Linked DNA regions of Homo sapiens: region 2 is linked to region 1. A link is an interaction called in ENCODE POLR2A ChIA-PET data of the cell type or tissue named here. Cell type or tissue: CD4-positive, alpha-beta T cell. All regions are shown on one strand. Each heading gives the region's core, and the rest is flanking DNA. Links, peaks and the distances in the headings are about the cores only. Region 1 holds the start of COX5B (cytochrome c oxidase subunit 5B). Region 2 overlaps ZAP70 (zeta chain of T cell receptor associated protein kinase 70).

Evidence for each region. ChIA-PET counts read pairs that join two places held together with the same protein. Peaks named below come from ENCODE experiments on the same cell type or tissue, not always from the same donor. Only the 100,000 strongest peaks of a DNase experiment are listed, where the experiment ranks them.
Region 2: POLR2A ChIA-PET joins it to region 1 with 12 read pairs; 11 of 35 experiments call an interaction of 5 or more read pairs at or near these places.

Annotation. Positions count from the first base shown.
Region 1 is chr2:97,643,611-97,648,978 of GRCh38, reverse strand. COX5B (cytochrome c oxidase subunit 5B) reads right to left here and starts at 2,917. Exons shown (of 4, transcript NM_001862.3): 1 at 2,790-2,917; 2 at 1,839-1,912; 3 at 1,536-1,635; 4 at 596-983. The coding sequence starts at 2,892. The coding sequence ends at 871. RefSeq lists enhancers at 2,813-2,992, 3,173-3,222, 3,025-3,959. In CD4-positive, alpha-beta T cell, for the core only: no CTCF peak of the experiment used is centred there; a DNase peak (open chromatin) is centred at 3,018; H3K4me3 peaks cover 2,132 bases; H3K27ac peaks cover 2,034 bases.
Region 2 is chr2:97,716,565-97,721,932 of GRCh38, reverse strand. All of the region lies in intron 2 of ZAP70 (zeta chain of T cell receptor associated protein kinase 70), which reads right to left. Among named protein-coding and RNA genes, the nearest start is that of ZAP70, 5.7 kb to the right of the region's middle. RefSeq lists enhancers at 2,949-3,098, 5,314-5,368. In CD4-positive, alpha-beta T cell, for the core only: no CTCF peak of the experiment used is centred there; DNase peaks (open chromatin) are centred at 583, 2,709 and 3,192; H3K4me3 peaks cover 2,976 bases; H3K27ac peaks cover 3,511 bases.

The DNA.
Region 1 (5,368 bases), core at 243-5,242:
AGTGGGCTTTTTTGGCATTTCTCCCCTCCCTTATTCCTGTGCGTATCTCAAGCATTAAAAAAAACAAAACAAAACTATATAAATACCTGAAAGGGTGGTAAATGTCTACATATCAAATATCCAGAGTTCAAATTCTTCTCAATTTTTTTTCCTTTATAATTGTTTTCAAATCAAGATCTAAACAAGGTGTGCATGCTGCTGACTGGTATCTCCCTTATCTGTTTCTCCACATGTTCTCCCTAGCTTTTCCCCCCACTCCTTGCAATTTATTTGAAGAAACATGGTCAGTGATTTCTGAAATTGTTCCATATTCTGAATTTTGCTGCTGGTATCCCCATGAATTCTTACTTTGCACCTGGGTCCCTCAAGACTTCAAAATCCCCAAAACTCTCTTCACAAGGCCACCCTGTCTCTATGAGGATACTGTGAGGACCTACTATCCACTCAGCTCTTTACATATTAAGCACCTTGTAAGGTACTTACCTTTTTGTAGTTGTACTTGACCCCCAGAGAACATGTCCACAGAGATAGAGCCAAATGATGGAGCCAATATTTTAAGTCCTGTCAGCCTGACTCCTCAGCCCGCCCCTTTCTCTCATACCAGGTGGTCCCATTCATTGCATTACGGGTTGTCGATCTATTCTTATTATTAATCTAAGCACTATACACTGGTTATACACTTTCAGTAAGTGGATGGCAAGCTAGCATTAACAGACAGCTTTTCCCAAAATAAGCATATTCCATGCCTACCAAAGAATACGGGTAAGAAATAAGACCAGCCATCTATGGGAGAAGGAGCCAATGCAATGGCTAGTCTTTACTGGAAAGAAGAAACTTTACAGCACATTTTGAGTAATTTAGTGCAGGTGCTCAGTGTGCCAGCTGCTGGGGCACCAGCTTGTAATGGGCTCCACAGCGGGGGCATCGCTGGGCCTCGCCTTTGTGCAGCCAAAACCAGACGACGCTGGTATTGTCCTCTTCACCTAAAAGGGAAAAAAGGTGGTTTATGGTCATCCAACCTAGAAAGGGAGACTTTCAACATGAATTTCTTTTCCTCAGACATCTCTGATACACAAGTAAGACTATGGTTGATATCTTAAGAGATCAGTTCAAGCCCTCCTCCCATTCTTCAGATGAAGAAATTGAGGCTCTGAGTTCACCTATGAGTAAACTGACCTTGTATCAAGGTCACTGTAAATTCTAACAATTCCCTTGCCTATGTAGAACGCAAAGCAGGGTCCGTTCTGGTATGTATCCCTAGTGTCTAAAATGATGCCTGGCATAGAAGCAGTATAACAATAAATATTTGCTGGGTGGGTACTCCTTCATGCCGCACTCCCAGTGAGCCAGTCTTACCGCTGTGCTGCGCTTCTTTCCAGTAAGGATGAACTATCAGGCATAATGAGGCTTGAGAGTGTCAAGACCCTTAGACAAACTTACCAACATGCACTCACACACTGAAGATTTGAGGCAGCTTACACACTATTGTAGGATATATTAAGCAAGTGGATAAAAAATAGAGGTGAGGTACTTACAGATGCAGCCTACTATTCTCTTGTTGGAGATGGAGGGGACTAAATTAGGGTCTTCCCTGGTGCCTGAAGCTCCCTTTGGGGCCAGTACATTGTATGGGTCCTGAAGAAAAAACAAAAAACAAAACAAAACAAAAAAAACAAGAATTGAACCATTAGGCCAAATAAGCCCTACCTTCCAGAAGCTCAGGGGACTGTTCCTACAAGCCAAGTTTCCTGTATCAAATACTCCCAGAGAGGAGACCACTATGAACACATCCAAGGCCATAAGTTACACAGAAGACACAGAAGGGAGTTTCTCCTTACCAGTCCCTTCTTTGCAGCCAGCATGATCTCCCTCTCCAACCCAGTCGCCTGCTCTTCATCAGTGGGAACACCACCTAAAGGAAGATAACGTGAATTATGACGCTGACTGAAATGACTGATAGAAAAACTACAAACAGAAATGATCAAGGAAAATGGTGCCCCGAAACTTCTGTATAAGTTTTAGCGGGCTCACAAGCTCCTAAAGGCTACTCATATCCATGGTCCCCTAAGAACCACCAAGTACCCATCCACACAAGCGGCAGCACTCGGGGGAGCTTTTTTTTTCTTTTTTGAGACGGAGTTTTGCTCTTGTTGCCCAGGCTGGAGTGCAATGGCGCGATGTTGGCTCACGGGAACCTCCGCCTCCCGGGTTTAAGCGATTCTCCTGCCTCAGCCTCCCGAGTAGCTGGGACTACAGGCGCGCGCCACCACGCCCGGCTAATTTTTGTATTTTTAGTAGAAACGGGGTTTTACCATGTTGGCCAGGCTGGTCTTGAGCTCCTGACCTCAGGGGATCTGTCCGCCTCGGCCTCCCAAAGTGCTGGGATTACAGTTGTGAGCCACCGCGCCCGGCCTATGAGCTTTTCTTTCTCCAACCACCGAGGCAAATTTGTCGACATTTGTCTAAAAGCATGTAGAACCCACTCTGCTTGAGGTGGGCGCAGGTTTGAAGGGAGGCCGGACCCCTCCCCATCCCGGTGGCAGCCCCGGTCCCTCCCAAGGTCACCCGGCACCTCCGTTTAGGATACTTTCGCAGCGGAGTGAGTTCGGGGAGCGGCAGGAGCAGCGGTCCAGAATTACAGGGAGATGCCTGCAGAGCCTGAGGCACTGGGGACCGTAAAGCGGCCACTGGGACCTCGAGAAGCTGCACGAGCCGCGCCGCTTTGCCGCCCTGGGACCACCCTGGGAGGGCAACACTCTGGTCCCTGGCACGCCCGGAGACCCGAGTACCTCCAGATGCCATGGAGCGCATCGCGGCCGCGCCACTGGGGCCGCGAGCCCTCAGGGCCTGCGCGGCCAGCGTTCCAGCTCCGCGAAGTAACCTTGAAGCCATTGCGTCCGCGACTAGCAGCAAAACTTCCGGGAACAAGCTGCAGAGACAGGAGGGACTTCCGGGGGCGGGCTTCTTTCTCCTCTCGGTCAGCTTTCGGCTTCCTCCCAGCCCTCGAGCCCGCCCACTCCCAAGACTGTGGCGGGGGCGGAAATTGCGCATGCCCAGCTCTGCCTCTTTCTGCACCGCGTAGTGGCTGAGGCTTGGGGGCGGGGTTGCCTTTAATAACGCTGGGAGGTGGGAAAGTCTTTTTGGTCCCTGGAGTTGAGCGGCTGAACCACATTGGAGTTCCTGTGGGTCTGGCCCCGTAGTCGTGTTCAGCAAACGTGGAGGCTGCTAATGGAAGCTATTAGGTCCCCGTCTGTGAAGAGACTTACTGAACCCCAAATGATTTGAATTTAGAAGTGGGCTCCTAAAGATCACTGCGTTCCTTACTAGGCTGGTTAGTGGCAGGGCTGGTTCTGGCAGTGCGTGGGCCGTCGCGAGCGTGTCGCATTGGACGGGACCTACCTGCAGTCCTGGCCCAGTTTCGTGTTAGAGTTGTACTGTGTGTGGGAGGCGCGGAGGTCCCGGCCTGGGGAGGAGGACAGGGCCGGGGGCGGGACCCCCTACCAGGACCAAGGCCCTGGTGATGTGAAGGAAGTGGCCACTCTTTTTCGAGGCTACTAAGGGAGGAGGAGCAGGAAGGGGAGTTGATAATAGGAAATGGAGTTAGAGCCTGCTGTGACTGGAGTTCCTTGTTTGAAACGGAAAACATATTCCGTCCATGGCTTCCCGTTGCCCATAGGCTAAGATGTGCAAATTTCTTAGGGTGAGCTTTAGTCAGTATAGCCCTGTGACAGGCTAGCTGCATGCGGTATCTGAGTTTCCCTACCAGATAGAAAAATCCCCTTAGAGTGGGAATTAATGCTCATCATTGAATCTTCAATGCCTTGCAGAGGTCTGGTATATAGTAGGATCCAGTAATTTTAGTAAATTTACTACTTGGATAGAGTATACAAAACCAGTTTATAGGGCTTTTCCTGGCCCAGTGAGGTCAATTGGAGGCAACATGGGGAGAGTTGAAGGCTTAGGTGCTCCCGCCTGTCTCATGCAGGCTACGGTATTTTCAAAAGGACGTGGTGGAGCGTTGCTTCACAGGAGCACGTCTGGTCTTCCTGGGTGCCCCCTCCACCAATTAAAAAAAAAAAAAAAAAAACCCTGTATTCTAAGGCCAAAATTTCTTTAAAGGTGGTTTTTGCTTTGAATGGCTTCACTGTTACTCCCTTCTCCCTCACCTCCACTGCAACCCCTCCAAGTTGAATTGGGCGAAAATTCTGAGGATCTGTAGTTAATTTGCAACTGTGGTTAAGGTCTTAGGCAGGAGAAAAAAGCATTGGTCTGGAAAGTAGCCCCACCAGCTAGTTCAGCTACTTTTTATCCTTTGGGCCGCCATTTCTACATCAGTAAAACTGTCGTTCAACTAGGTTAGTATTTCCCAAAGTGTATTGCATGGCATCCAAGTCTCAAGACATGATCTCAAGAAAAAGGACTTGGTCAAGACAGGGAGGGCCTGCATTTGATGACCACCCTTTTGGAGATGGACACTAGCATAATAAAGGCTCTGATTAGGCTTGCAGTAAAGACCTCTTATTTAATTTACCTGCAGTTTAAGCCAGAGTTTCCCTGTCTTAATTGACCACAAAATCCTTTCTGAGGAACACCTACTAACTTGCCCCTCAGCAAACCAGTGAGGTATTCAGCTCTGATATGTTATGATTCCCTGCTGCCTGACCAGAAGTGGTTTACTCCAGGCTATAAAATGGAAATTGAGTTTAGGCTTCTCACTCTCATAGTAGGCTTGCCTAATAATAGGAAATTTTCGCAGGCCCTCATCCAACTCAGGAAAACCTCAGCCTCACTCTGGGATTATTTAGATTGTGTGAGTGAGCTCCAAGGTCAGGTCCAGGCTCCCCAGATGTCCCCGCATCCCTTGCTGCTTCCAGCTCCCACCACTGTCAACTCACACCCAGTCCCTCAGGTCTCCTTTGGAAACAGTTGGCTTGGGGAACAGTCTGCCACCTCTGCTCTATCATTGTCTTTGCCAGCACAATAAACTTATTTTTATAGGATAATTTTCAGTTGTCAAAATAAATGTACATTATAAGTTGAACAGCACAGATATATAAGGAACAAGCTAGCAGTTTGGTGCTTATCCTTTTTTTCCTTTCCCTATGACAGAGTTTCTCAAGCTCAGCACAACTGACATCTTGGGTTGATAATTCTTTGAGGGAGGTTGTGCATTGTAGGATTTAACCCTATGTCATTAGCACCTCCCTGACATGATAACCAAAAATATCTTCAGCCATTGCCACATGCCCCCTGGATTTGCAAAATTCCCATTGAGCATCACTGCATATATGAATATAAAATATAAAAACATAACTACTATACAAAGTTTTAGTTAGTTGCTTCTTTCATTAAAAAATATTTTGTAGGC
Region 2 (5,368 bases), core at 207-5,206, 73 kb before region 1:
AGGTGCCTGTAATTCCAGCTACTCGGGAGGCTGAAGCAGAATTGCTTGAACCTGGGAGGCGGAGGTTGCAGTGAGCTGAGATCGCGCCACTGCCACTGCACTCCAGCTGGGGCGACAGTGCGAGACAGCAATCTCAAAAAAAAAAAAGATAAAATAAAAAAACAAAATATGTGGCACCACCAAATAGAACATGAAAAAGATTGGCCGGCTGCGGTGGCTCACGCCTCTAATCCAGCATTATGGGAGGCCGAGGCGGGTGGATCACAAGGTCAGGAGACCAAGACCATCCTGGCTAACACAGTGAAACCCTGTCTCTACTAAAAATACAAAAAAAAAAAAAAAAAAAAAAAAATCAGCCAGCCATGGTGGCGGGCGCCTGTAGTCCCAGCTACTCGGGAGGCCAAGGCAGAAGAATGACATGAACCCAGGAGGCAGAGCTTGCAGTGAGCTGAGGTCACGCCATTGCACTCCAGCCTGGGCGACAGAGTGAGACTCTGTCTCAAAAAAAAAGAACATGAAAAAGACACTTATCTGCAGCATGAGAGTGTTTGCCTTGTGCAGCCTCGGTGGGAAAATGTGTATCGAGTGATTCATATTTTTGCCACTCTGTATGTCTGAGAATGACCACAAAAGTGCCATGTTGGTTTTAGGGTTTCAGATAAATTTAACAAGTAGGCAAACTCACAAATAAGAACTCCGCAGTGTTGATCAACTGTATGTGATAAAGCAATTATAGCAAATCATAAACTGGAGAATCTAGCAGGTGAGTTATTGGTGTACAGTTAATTCTTTCTATTTTCTGCATATTTGTAAGTTTTCATAGAATGTTGGGAAAAAATACCTCTCCATAGCGGTTCTGAGTTGTTTCTCTACTAACATAGGCCCAGCAAGGCTACTCAGGCATAAGTTTGCATTGGAGAATTGACTTTGAGTGCCCTTCTTAGTTATGCAAATGCAACCAAGGGGTAAAATGAATGCTTTTGTGAAAGCTCCCTCTGCCCTGGGTGTCCAGAGATGGGCTCTGGAGCTGAAAGGAAGGTACTGGAATGGGAATCAGGTGAAGTCTGGGTCAGAGTAGCTAGAGGAGGGGCCAGGATCTGCACTGTAACCCGATTGATTGTGACAGTGAGGTTGGGAGGGCCAAGCTTGAGGGGGGTCCTGGATGTCCCAACAGTTACAGACAGGTGGGTGTTCCAGAGATTCATAAGGGACTGCATTTGTGGCTCCACCTGGAGAAAAAGGTCACCATTCCACAAGAGTGTTTTTAAAAAGTCATGAAGCGGCTGGGCGAAGTGGCTCACGCTTGTAATCCCAGCACTTTGGGAGATCAAGGCGGGTGGATCACATGGGGCCAGCAGTCTGAGACCAGCCTGGCCAACATGGTGAAACCCCGTCTCCATTAAGATACAAAAATTAATGGCTGGGCCCGGTGGCCCACACTTTGGGAGGCCGAGGCAGGCGGATCACCTAAAGTCAGGAGTTTGAGACTAGCCTGGCGAACATGGTGAAACCCCGTCTCTATTAAAAATACAAAAAAATTAGTCGGGCGTGGTGGTGGGCGCCTGTAGTCCCAGCTCCTCAGGAGGCTGAGGCAGGAGAATCGCTTGAACCCAGGAGGTGGAAGTTGCAGTGAGCCGAGATCGCACCACTTCACTCCAGCCTGGGCAACAGAGCAAAACTCCATCTCAAAACAAAACAAAACAAAACAAAACAAAAAAACCCATGAAGGCTCCTAGGTATTCACTCTAAAGAAATGGAAATTTACATTCACACAAAAACCTACACAGGAACATTTATAGCCGTACTAGCCACAGTTGCCAAAAATTAGGAATAACTTACATGTTTCCCAACAGATGAATAAGATACACTGTGGGACATGCCTACAGTGGAATTCTACTCCGCGGTAAGTGGAACAGCATACGGAGACACGCAGTTCCGCAAACGCATCGCAAAGGCCTCAGGCTGGATGAAAGAAACCAGGTTCCAAGGGCTACGAATTGTGTGATTCCACACACAACTATAGGGACGGAAAACGCACCAGAGGTTGCTGGGTGCTGGGGGCCGGAGAAGGAGTGACGACAGAGGGCAGGACGGAATTTGGGGGAATAGTCTGTATCTTGATTGATGTGGTGGTAGTCTCTGGGCTGTATGCATTTGTCAAATCTCAGAATTTTTCACTAAAATGATATAAAAATTTTATTGCATGTAAATTATACCCCAAATTTTTAATTAAGGGGGAAAGGAACTGGAAGATACAGACACAATGGACACTAAAAATGCTAATGAAAATAGGAAAAGTGATTAAGGGCTGTCTACACTCCTGTCCCTATGTCCTTGACTCCCAGCCTCTCAGCCAGACCTGGTCTGCGCCCCCCCCCCAGGCTGTTCTCCAGCACTGATAGCACCCCTGGCAGTCTGTAGGCACCAGACAAGCACTCTGTGACCTCCTCAATCCTGGGCCCCCTGAATGGCCGACACCTATGACTCCTCCCTCCTGCTTGAGCCCCACAGACCTCTCTGGTCCTTCACAAACTCCCTGGCTTGCCTCTGCCCTCTGACCATCCTGCTCACTCTCCTTCCCCCACCCCCGTCCCCTTACTTGGGTCATCCTGTCAGTAGCTGTACATGCTGCCACACCCACCTCTCCCAGAGCCCAGATCTCTCGCCCGACTGAGGTCGGTTGGTGCTGGCATCATCTCCTTTGATCTCCACCAACTGTTTCCATTAATACAACCAACCTAAGATCCAGATGGCATGCTCATGCTGCCTGTGGCTGGCTGAACCTCACAGTCTATTTCCACAGAGCTGAGCCCCAGAGTCTGCAAGTTGCTCCTTGGCAATTCTTCCCCAAGGCCTCCCTTGCTCAAGACCCTAATGGCTACTGCATTGGATCTCCCCAGCCCTCTGCCCCAGCTGAGCTGTGCTACTTGCCTTCCTTCAAATGGATGTTCATACTTTCATCCACACAGCACCCTCCACCTAGTGCACCCTTCCCTCTCCCCTCCATCTTCTCCAACCCAGCCAGCCCATCCTTGAAGACTCATGGAGCCACTCCCATAAAGCATGAGGATGCAGGATGAGGCAGAAAACTGAGGGCTTGTCCAAGGACCATGGGTGCAGAGTAGCAAAGCTGGTCTCTGGGGCAGGAAGCTGTGGCAGGAAACTGTCGCCAACACAGTTTGAGAAGCTCCTCCCCACGTGGCCGCAGGTGCAGCCTGGGTAGCTAGAAGTGGGTTAGGGCAGAAGAGGAGATGAGGGAGGCTCAGTGCCCAGCCCAGGGCTGCCATCCATGACCCGAGGCTAAGGAGTCCCAGAGGCAGGCTCTCTTCCTGTGCATCTCGGCTGCGTCCCAGCTTCCCTGTCCCACTGCCCACAAGGACAACGGTAATCACAAGCACCACCCCACACACACAGGTCGGGTGGTGGGCGCCTCCTCTTCCACCCCTGGGGCCTTTCTGGACTGTCCTCACTAGTAAAACATGGGGCCCAAGTTCCCAGGGACCCCATGGCCAGAGATGCTGGGGAGGCCAGAGAAGGTGGGCAGAGGTGGCAGAGATGAAAAGTCCGGGGGCAAGAGGTGGGAGCATTTGCCACGCAGCGGCTAGCCGGAGTGTCTGCTGTCAGTGAGCTGCACCGATCTAGAGCTCCCCGGGGTGACCCCAGACCCCAGGCAGGGGATCAAATGTTTCTGTTCTCAGCTGTGTCCCTGCAGACTCGTGGCCCTCCCAGAAGACACACCCACCATGAGACCCACCCCAGCCCTCGACCTGCCTGGGCCATCCCGACGGACAGGACTTGGGTTAGGAGCCGCGTCCCTCAGTCCCCAGTGAGCCTGTTCATTCCCCAAGCCTGGCCTATGGTTCTCCCTAGGCTGACCCCAGTCAGCTTCCTCTTGAGCTCACAGTTCAGAGATCCTAGTTTGGCCTTCCCAGAACTTACAGCCCCTGGATCACAGCACAGAGATCACAGCAGAGCAGCCACGGGGCACCTGCCCCACACTCACAGCCCAGGCCCTGGGAGGATGATGGGAGGAAGCCTTGGAGCCTGGTCAGAAGGACCTGCCTGGAATCCCACCATTCACCCAGCCTCCCTGGGTAAAGGCAGTGCTAGATTACAGCTGTTCCAGAGAGATCAGATTCCCCAAACATGCTTCAAAGGAAAAAAGAGTCAAGGGGTCAAATACAGTTTCAAATGCTGTGAAAAGCACATTAAAGGCTCCGAGAAGACCACATGGAAGGACCTCTTTCAGCGTCACTTAATTCCCACACCTATTCAGCAAAGCCTTGAAGGTCTACTGTTTCACAGAACATTCCCTGGGCATCAGAAGCCCCCATTACATGCCCATCGTCAGAGCAGAGGTATCACACCAAAGCCACTGGACCTGGTGGGAGCGGGCAGGAGCAGCACAAGCTCCACATGTCCCCCCAGCCAGAGGCTCCACGTGTCCCCCCAGCCAGAGGCTCAGAGGCTCCTCGTGTCCCCCCAGCCAGAGGCTCCACATGTCACCCCAGCCAGAGGCTCAGAGGCTCCGCATGTCCCCCCAGCCAGAGGCTCCGCATGTCTCCCCAGCCAGAGGCTCCGCATGTCCCCCCAGCCAGAGGCTTGACATGTCCCCATCCAAGGCTCTGCAGGAGCAGGGCCCCAGCCCCTCACCGCCCCACCTCCTCCTACTGCCCCCCCACCACCCTGTTCCCACTCCAGCTCCTGGCTCTCTCTCTCTGAACCCCTAGTCCTCACCTGAGACCCTAAGTCCCTCTGAAGCCATGTTCCCTGCTCCTTAATCCCCCAGCTGTGCTCGGGCCGCCTGTGCCCACCAACAGAGGCAGCATAGGCACTGGTCGTCAGCACACGCCAGCTTGGTGACGCCATGAGCCACACAGCCGCAGTTAGCCATGGCTGCAGGCTCCTCCTTCATATGTCTTTCCTGACTGCAGGGATTGGATTCAAATCATGGAATCGTGGACCCACCACATGGTCACAGTGCAGCCTCAGCAGCGAGTGAAGCTCGCCAGACCTCCTCCGGAAAGCAGGGCCAGTGAAGGTGTCCAGCACTGGGGCTGCAGGGACTCCCTGGGGTGAGACTTGCTGGCCCCCGTCATGCCATCACATCCTCTTCTCTGCTTGAAGCCCTCTAGGCTCCCACCTCACTCGGGGTGAAAATGCAAGTCCTCAGGGTGGCCCCCAAGGCCCTTCATGATGCCCATCACCACCCCCCGCCACTCACTCCCCTCCAGCCACACGGGCCTCCTCATGTTATTCGTTCAGGTCCCTCGGACAAACCAGGCATGGTGCAGCCTCAGGGCCTTTGTACTGTCTGTTCCCTCTGCCTGGAGACTCTTCCTCCAACACCTTCCACTTTATTCAGGTC